Linked DNA regions of Homo sapiens: region 2 is linked to region 1. A link is a contact called in ENCODE Hi-C or POLR2A ChIA-PET data. All regions are on one chromosome and are shown on one strand. Each heading gives the region's core, a stretch centred on a gene start or an enhancer-like site at or near the end of the contact. The rest is flanking DNA. Distances are from core to core; before and after follow the strand shown.

Region 1 (4,785 bases), core at 620-3,119:
AACATGGTCCCAACTAATGTGAAAATGCAAAGCAAAAGACTGGAGGACAATATGATAAAATATTAACAATCATCTCTAGATAATATGTGTGTTTTCTTTTCTTTTTTTTTTTTTTTTGAGATGGAGTCTTGCTTTGTCGCCCAGGCTGGAGTGCAGTGGTGTGATCTTGGCTCACTGCAACCTCTGCCTCCTGGGTTCAAGTGATTCTCCTGCCTCAGCCTCCCGAGTAGCTGAGATCACAGGTGCCCGCCACCATGCCCGATTAATTTTTGTATTTTAGTAGAGACGGGGTTTCATCATGTTGGTCAGGCTGGTATCGAACTTCTGACCTCAAATGATCCGCCTGCCTTGGCCTCCCAAAGTGGTAGGAGTACAGGCGTGAGCCACCACGCTCAGCCTAGACAATATATTTATTAGAGATTATTACTTTGTTGTTATACCTGAACATTTTACACAATGGATGTTGCCTTTTACTACCAAAACCTGTTCCACATTAACTTTCAAAAATGTGTATATCACCCACTATAATCCTACAACCCTCTTCCTTACACCTACCCATCCTTTAAGGCCAAGTTCAAAATTCATTTCCCCCATGAAGCCTTCCTGGATTTGCCCAGCCCATTCTGCTTGACCTCCAAAACCATGTGCTCAAAGTAAAGCCTTGACTCCTGGCTTCAGAAACTCTCACAACGGCATTGTAGCTCTTGGGCTGAGCTCCTTACCAAGTATCCTAGAACCCCTAGGATGGGGAGCAAACCATCTCCTGCTCGAGTCTTGTGTGTTGTGGTTGGGAGCTGAGCTTGCAGAACTGGTGCCAACATTGTTGGTCCTCATGGTTGGGGAAGGCATGGACAATGTCATCAGCAGGATCTGTGGAACTGGATGCCAGCCCCTGACCAGAACCAGTCCCTGATGAAGTTCTCATAGGCCATGGAAAAGGAGAAAACCTCAGATAATGCAGCAAATTTTCCAAAACACTAAACGTATTCAACTGCCCTCTATTCAGGGATTACATCTTTCCTACTTTTTGGTGTTAAAACATGCATTGTTTTGTCAAATGATGAGGTGATGAGTAGATGGTAATTTTTAAATGTCATTTTACAAACTAACAACTGGCCACATCTCAATTCCCCGGTTTCCATCATGTTTCATGGTCCGTAAAATAATAAACAATATAACTAACTTTTTTAGAAAAAATGGAGTTGAAAAAAAGGTATTACCTTTATAATCCAAACAATATTGGTATGGATTGAACAAAATTAGAATATTTGTTATGCATGAGAGAAGTATGCCTAATTATCCAATTAAAATAGCTACCTTTCCTTATCCCAGTTATTTTTCCTTATAACATTTATAATTATCTAAATCATACTCCAGTATTTGTTCTCCTTTTTTATGCCAAGTCTTCCTGTGGAGGATGTGTGTTCCACGAGGACAGGATCTGAGTCTGGCTCAAGCTGACACACAGTAGGTACTCAACAAATATGTGTAACATACATAAAGGAAAGAACTTGGACCTAGAGAAGGTGTCTTAAAATATGAGATTCAAGTTTCATGGAAGTTATGGATGGGGTCGACAATATACTAGCATGTGGAACTGTCTGTCTGGAGAAAACTCCTGCAAAGGATTCCTTTGGTCCCCAGTCATTCTGGGAATAAGACATAAAAAGAGAGTAGGTAAACACAGAGGGCAGATTCCTGGCCGGAAGTGTTGGCTTACAGGCTCGGCAGGACGTATTAAGTGGAAGCATACATACAACTCAATTGCAAGCAGCTCTCCACTTCCTGCTCTGCAGAACACTCTCCTTCCCCCAGGCCTCTCAGCTTCCCTTTAGAAAACAAATCGTTTTTACAGTAGTTGATGAGAAAATGCCCTCTTGTGGGCGTGACAGTGGACCACCTCGATCATGTCACGGATTTCTGAAAATGTGGTTATTCCAGAGAATTCCTTCACGAGATTTAAAGGATTTCTTTTTTTTAAATCTCAAACATCAATGCTTTGTTAAAGCAAAAATACATTTTCTAAGAGGCCATTAAACAGTCCTCAATTCACTTCGGCGTGTCTAACTTAGCAATGCAAGTTCTGATTATCTTAAACAGCATCATCACAAAGATAATTATTCTCCTTTCTAAATTTTTGTACGATTTGCTAATGACTGAGTGATTTTTTTTTTAATAGTCATCGCCCAGAATCTGCCTCTTTTTCTGCTCCCAGGGAACCATCACCTGAGATTGACGGGCAGCAATTGAAAATAATAAAATTATGTAAGATGAGCTTGTAATCACCAGCATTTCACAGGAAGCAAAACGCATTTCGTTCTGGCTGAGGAACAGAAAGTTTCTTCCTCATTTTAAATCTGTATCAGAGGTAAAGCCTTCTATTAAAACACAATTCTCTGTACACTTACAGCCTCTGGCAGGCTGCCAAGGAGACTATCATGGAACCACCGCTGCAGAGAAGTAGGCAGTCAAAGGCATCGAGGATTGCTCCTGAGAAAGGATGCAAAGTCTCCAGAATTCTTGGGAGGGCTCTGCCCACAGCTACCCCCCACCTCTTCTGGCCAGGCCTCCCTCCTCAAATGCAAACACATATGCACACACACGCACACACGCTCTTTTTCTGGGAGAGGCATGGCAAAAATAAACACTGAGAAAATTCTTCCCTGTCTTTTGCGCCTGCACACACACACACACACACACACACACACACACACACACTCTCTCTCTCTCTCTTTGGGTTTCATCTTCCCCTTTCTTTTCTCTTTTGGATGTATTATTGTTTTCATCATCATTATTATTAATAAATTGCAAACTCTGCAGTCCAGGACCTGGTTAATTGCACCTTTTTGCTGCATGTAATTTACAGGTACATGTGACCACTTGGGGGCACAGTTATTTGAGAATGCTGGCACTGGCATTCAATAAGGTATGCTTTTAAGGTTTGAAGCCTGCTTTAAGAAAGCCCCAAATCTTGACTCTTACTGGAGCCCCAGCATGGAAGAGAATCCTGAGAATTATTCCTTTAAGGTGAGTCTGAGATTCATTATGAGGGACATTTTTATATGGGATTATACAAAACCATTTGGTTCCTTTCCCATTTTAAAAACTGGTAGTTTAAAAATTTCTTCTACATGGCGGCCTGTCCTTTTTCTGTTTTCATCAGTCTTAATGTCAGCATGGACGTAAACACATACTGCTCACTATGGGATGGGGACGGGCATGGCAAAATTAACTTTCCTATGATAGTTAATTCTTTTGCCTTGTTAGGTAAATTTTTATCTTTCCCAATATGAAAAATACGCTTATTATTTTAAAAACCAGAAAATGTTATGGTAGAAAGATGACCACTGTTAATATTATGGCACATTTTCAGCCTTTTTATCTATGTTCTTTGTTTTCATATACTTGACATTATAGTGTACACTATATATATAGTATAGTACGTCTACAGTGAAAACTATATGTATATATACATATAAGATATATATACATACACATATAAGATTATATATGATATATAAGATATATACACATACATAGATTTAAAGAAATCAGGGATACATATGTATATGTACATATATATACACACACATATATAAGAAATCAGGGACACACATGTATTAATTAAGTTTCCTTATTAATTAAAAACTATTCTCTCAAATAACCAAACTTACAGTGAAATCACTGAAGAAACTTTGTTCTCAATATCCATAGAAATGTTTTATATTTTTCCCATGGTTTTCTCATCAGCAGAAAGGCAAGGAGGGTTATTTACACCACTTTTCCCCAACCCTCCTGCAGTGCCCAAACACACCTGTGAGGACAGGTTCTGCCCCAAGACAAGCCAGGCTGTTCAGTTCACAGCTGGGCAGAGCAGTCTGCTGGGGGATGCCAGGGAGATACAAACCCACGGGAGAGAGGGGGAAGGATGGGGGCGCTGGGACTCGGATTGCATGGCCTGGGCTTTCACCAGGGGCCCCTAGGCCCAAGGACCTAGATAAGCACACACTAGGTTAGTGTCCTGGAAAGATTCTAATCCGGTGTGTGGGAAAATGGAGCAAAGTTTATCTTTTCTGGCTCAGATTCAGATGCACAGTCATTTCACACCCCGGTGAAGGAATCCTTTATTGAGCCACACATTTTAGGAAATCACCCTTATTTCCATAGGACAATAGTCAACACTGAGAGGGTGAAAATCCACAGGGTTTGCATTTTCCACCCGGGACAGTGTGAAACAGCACTGGGCTCTTAGATGACCCCTCACCCAGACGGCCCTCCCATCCCCTCCTCCTGCCGGTCCTCGATGCTCTTCCCACGTCTGGGCTGCTGGGATTCCAGTTCTGGCTCTGCCCCTGACTGGCAAGCCTCAGGTATGGTAATTCTCTTTTTCTGCCCCTCGACTGTTGAAAGTGCAAAATGTGCCCAGCACTGGCCTAGATCCTTAGAGGAAAATCAACAACAGAATATAAATAAAAGGTGAGGTGATCATTTTCCACAGGAGCACATGGTCAAGTCAGCTGGGGACTCCCACGCAGCCCTGAAGCAGTTACCTCGAGAACTTGCATCAGGCAATCCTCAGAGATGTGGGGACTGCTCCCTACAAAGCTGCAAAGGACAGGCAGGATCTGAACCTGGCAGAGCCTTCTAGAGAATGAAGAGGAGAGATGGAAGCTGAGGGTAGCCTCAGTCCAGCCGGACAGAGGCTCCTTGGACCAGCAGATAGTCCCTCTGCTCAGCAATGCACCTTCCTGCCCCTCCCACTACTTCAGGCAGGAGCAGATCGCT
Region 2 (4,785 bases), core at 1,631-4,130, 45 kb before region 1:
CTTACTCTCCTAAAGTTCTAGCACCTGAAGACAGAAAGAAGAACGTTCCAAAAGCAAGCCAGTAAGTATGTCAGCGTTGAGGGATACATTTTTCTTTATTTTATCTGGTGGCCTTTCTAAATGTGTTGGTGTCATTTTTACAGTTAACAATGTAAATGCACTGCTGTATATCAGTATATAAGAGATACTTCTAGAAAGAAGACCAACAGGGACAGTGGCTCCTCTCAACGAGGGCTGTGATTATGCTCAGAGTAAAAATTACTGAGGACACAAAGGCGGGGCTGATGGCATGAGTGAACCTGGCAGTCACCCTCCAGTGACGTTCCCAGAACTATTTCAGAGGCAGATGTCACTTTTCTCAGCTTCCCATCTGACACGGTTTGGATGTGTGACCCCTCCAAATCTCATGTTGAAATGAGATCCCCAATGTTGGAGGTGGGGCTTGGTGGGAGGCATTGGACCCTGGAGGATCCCTTGTGAATGGCTCGGCACCATCCCCTTGGTGATGAGTGAGTTCTTACTCAGTTCATGAGACTGCTGGCTGTGACAGTAAGGCATGATGGCTCACACCTGTAATCCTAGCACTTTGGGAGACTGCGGTTGGAGGATGACTTGGGCTCAGGAACTGGAGACCAGCCTGGACAACACAGTGAGACCCCATCTCTAAAAAAAAAAAAAGAAAAAAATTTTTTTTTCTGGGCACGGTGGGACATGCTTGTGGTCCCAGCTATTCAAGAGGCTGAGGTGGGAGGATCAACTGAGGGCAGGAGATTGGGGCTTGAATGAGATGTGATCGCACCACTGCACTCTAGACTGGGTGAAAATGCAAGACCTATTTCAAGAAAAAATAAAAATAAGAGTGGCACCTCCCCCTTCTCTTGCTCCCCCTCTCGTCATGTGACAGCCTGCTCCCTCTTCGCCTTCTGCCCTGATTAGAAGCATCCTGAGGCCTCTCCAGGAGAGGATGCCAGTGCCATGCTTCCTAGACACCCTACAGAACCATGAGCCAAATGAACTCCTTTCTTTATAAACTACCCAGCTTCAGGTACTTCTTTATAGCAACTAAAGAATGGACTAGTACATTACCCAATAGCAGGCCTGTGGGCCAGTTTTCTGGGTCAACGTTGATCCCTTCTACTATTCCTGTTAACTTAAACCCTGAGGAGTAAAATGGACTAATGTGCCCGTCCAAAATCCCTCCGTCTCCCACCTGGAGGACACTCACAAGGAAACAGCTGCTTTCACTGGGAGCTGGGGAGAAAAACTTTCTATTCCCTTAAAGGCAGAACCTCAGAGCCTCAAGTGGGGCCATGAGGCTGCCTTGGGAAGAGGGAGATGCAGGAGGCTCTAGACTTGGGTGAGAGCTTGCAAGGCGCATGCACAGCTTCCCAGTCCCCATGACCCAGGTGCAATTCATATGGGAAGAGCTGTCCACACTGCCACTGATGTTTGCTGTGGGAATGAAAACAAACAAGCAAGGCTCCCCAAACAGAGCTAGAAAGGCCTTCAGGGAACACAGGACAAGAAAGATGATGAGAACTCACATTCCCTGGGTCCCTACTGTGTTCCAGGCACAGCTCAAATACAGCCTTTACATGGATTTACCCAGGGAGTTCTATGGGAGTGATCACTGGAATTCTCTCTGTATTAAGATGAGGAGACAGACACAGAGAGGTTAAGTCACTTACCTAAAAACAAACCAGTTTTTAGGTAAGTGGAGTAGGATGTGGAGCCAGGATTCAAACTCAGCCATCTGGCTTCAAAGACAAACTTAAAAAAATTTCCTTAGTTTATGCTAAGTGAAAGAATTAAGTCACAAAAGACCGCATTATTGTATAATTCCATTGATATCCACTGTCCAGAACAGGGAAAGCTATAGACATAGAAAGTGGATCTGTCAGAAATCTGTTTGAGTGAAAAAGAAAAAAACAATAGATTAGTGGTTGCCAGTGATTGGGGGAAGGAAAAATGGGGATTGACTGCTAATGTGTATGGGGTTTCTTTTTGAGATGATGAAAATGCTCTAATATAAGCCATAGGGATGGTTGCACATATCTGTGACTATATTAAAAACCACTGAATTGTATACCTTAAATGGGTAAATTATAGGGTATGTGAACTATTTATCAATAAAGCTGTTGTTATTATTATTATTAACTTAGTTAAAACACATCTCCTGAGAAACAAACCAGAGGATACACAACTCTGCTTTCACTGGGGACCTGGGGAGACAGTGCAACTTCACTTCAAAGGGAAACGGATCCAAAAGAAAAACGGGAGGAATGTCCATTTTTTTTTAGTCTTTCAATATCGAAGCTGCCAATTGAATCTCTAGGGCTGAAGTCTTGGGGGCAGCCCCTAATGTTCTGCAGAGAAGGGATCAGGGCCCTAAGGAACCCCAGGATCCTGGCTGCATGGACGACCTTGGCTTCCTGATCTGTCTCACAGCACAGCCACCGGAGAGCCCTATAAGGTTATTAAATATGAATTAAGAAAATGTAAGATGTGCAGGCCGCAATCTAAGCTATAGAAAAACAACCCTGACCCTTCACATGATCCCATGAAGCAGGGTGAACCATCTCGGCCTGGCGGCACGTCTTGCCCAGCTAAGCGGCATGACCTGGGAAATCTTGGGAGAGTCGTGCTCTGTCTCACCGAGAGGCGAGATGAAAGCTCCAACAAGGCCGGTGCTGCCGTCATGATGAACTTGCTTCATGTTCCTCCACTTGTGTTCTGAATTGCAGACTTGTTTTCCCCGGTATTTGTCACATTGAGGACATGAGCTTTTTAATTGGCGATCGAGCTTGCCGCTTGAGATGTCAAAAGACTGTCTTTGTTGAGAAGCAGCTCTGTTAAGCACAGGCCCCACAAGTTAATGGCTGTGTCCCTGAGTCAGCTGGGGAGCCCTGGCTTGAGCACAGAATAAAGCCAGCCAAAAGAACAGATGATTTCATTTAGGCAGAGCCTCGCTAGATAGCCCCTGGGTGCTGAATTCCATATTAGATTTAACATGCAGGGTTCCAGAGGGCTTGGTTCTCCACGCCTCTCATCCAAGCTATGCTTTCCAAGGAGTTCAGTTGTATGGGCCATTGGAGAGGTTAAACATTGTGCCTAAGGTTCTCTAATTAGTTGATGACCCCAACTAATGGCCTCTCTGTATCCAGAGAGGGCAACTTTGAGGTACCCTTTCCACCATGACCTTGAGCATGACTGTGTGACTGGCTTTAGGAAAATGCATGCACATTTCAACTTCCTCTTTCATTTCTCAGAAATTGCTATAAGAACACACTGGCTGGACTATTGGAGGATGAGAAACCAGCCTACTTAGTGAGAGATCAGCCAGCTAACCCCAAGCATGTGACAGGTCCCAGCCAAGATAAGCAGAGCCACCTAAGTGACCTGCAGCTGACCACTGATGCATGAGTGAACCCAGCTGAGAAGAACCAGCCAACCTATAGACTAGGCGAACAATATTACATGTCTACTGTTTTAAGTCAGTGAATTTTAGGGTGACTTGTTAGGCAGCATTGTTAGATCAAAGGGTAATGGATACAACCAGTCAATAGCCATTAGATAGACACCATCAAAATCAGTCCTCAAAGGATTCAGAGCCAGCTCAAGAGTCCTCCTTGTACCATACAGACACATGGACTAGAGCTGTGAACCTGCTGAAGAAACAGAATATGGAGAAGACATGTTTGTCATGGAGTCCAGCCAGCCCCAAGCATGAGCTCACGGGATTCCTGTGAGGCAGTACACTTCACAGAGCTTAGATGCTGGGAACACACAGCCTGGCTTCAAATCCTGGATCCACCACTTCCTGTGTAAGCTCTGGGAAGTTATTTAATGTGTGGGTCTGCAGACTGGCTCAATCAACATCCATTGGACCTTCCTCCCCATGTGCCTTGCTGTATGCCAAAGTTGGCAAAATGACAACGACCTATTCCTTTGCACCTCCAGGTTCTAGATGTGTTTAAGATTCTACCAAGCAGACGTGTTTGCATATGCTTTGAGAAGCTAAGGAAATGAGGTGGAGGCCATACGGTGGTAGATTCTGCCGTTCTCTGGCAAGCACAGGCAAGGAGACCAGTCACCAGTTTTGCAGGTGTGCTGAAAAGCAGATTGCAGGTGCAGCAAAAGGCATGCCAACTCTGAAGCAAACAGTCATGGTCACCTCTCCTGGTCCCCAGAAGGTGGTTGAGTGGGTGTTCCTGGGGTTGACAGTTCCTGCAATAGAGTCCTGATTCTCAACTTTCCTGACTGTGGAAGCAGCAATCTTGAGGGTCCAGCCATGCAGTGTCCTGTTGAGAATCACTCCTGGAAGCTGAGCCTCCATCCTGCTCCTCTAGGCCCTTCTAATTCTGGAAACTCCCAATCCCCTCTATTAATCTTTTCTTAAATAGCTGGTGAGGTTTGTGTTTTCGGGCATCTGAACTGATATGGATTCACTTAACCTGCATGGACCTCAGTTTCCTCATGGTTTAAGGGATGGTGATATCAACTGCCTCAAAGGGTTGTCACAAGGATCTGATTAGATTACCCATACTGAGCACTTAGAACAGTGCCTGGAATAAGGAAAGTGTTTCAAATCTTATTATTCTTAGATTTGTAAATCCAGAAACCTGCTGGTGTCAGAGCACCTGCAATTGACAAACTCTGGGGACTGGGGACATCTAGTATATTCTGATTTGGGAACCTCTTTCCTAGTCTTCTCACACGTCCTGTGGATCTTCCAGGAATGGGGAAGTCCTTAGTATACAAAGTATTAGTATACTAATACTTTGA

Evidence for each region. A loop is a pair of places that touch in the nucleus more often than their neighbours do. ChIA-PET counts read pairs that join two places held with the same protein, here RNA polymerase II (POLR2A). Pooled maps may share reads with other maps.
Region 2: a map of GM12878 shows a loop between it and region 1 (2.6-fold over the local background). The contact joins two enhancer-like sites. A Hi-C loop is called at or near these places in 5 of 168 maps with a recorded cell type or tissue (GM12878, MCF 10A, PC-3 and 1 more), 18 of 37 single-sample maps with no recorded cell type and 7 of 50 pooled maps. POLR2A ChIA-PET finds 5 or more read pairs at or near these places in 2 of 52 experiments (GM12878 and PC-3).

The regions. Positions count from the first base shown.
Region 1 is chr2:23,401,660-23,406,444 of GRCh38, reverse strand. The region is part of intron 1 of KLHL29 (kelch like family member 29); the gene reads right to left. Among named protein-coding and RNA genes, the nearest start is that of LINC02923, 17 kb to the right of the region's middle. RefSeq lists an enhancer at 1,511-2,092. Within about 2 kb of position 1,869, at least 16 of the 41 ENCODE cell types and tissues checked have a DNase peak (open chromatin) inside an H3K27ac peak, as active enhancers do; they include GM12878, where a contact is called at or near this core.
Region 2 is chr2:23,448,085-23,452,869 of GRCh38, reverse strand. All of the region lies in intron 1 of KLHL29 (kelch like family member 29), which reads right to left. All of the region lies in intron 1 of LOC124907741 (a long non-coding RNA gene), which reads left to right. Among named protein-coding and RNA genes, the nearest start is that of LINC02923, 63 kb to the right of the region's middle. RefSeq lists an enhancer at 381-480. Within about 2 kb of position 2,880, at least 2 of the 41 ENCODE cell types and tissues checked have a DNase peak (open chromatin) inside an H3K27ac peak, as active enhancers do; they include GM12878, where a contact is called at or near this core.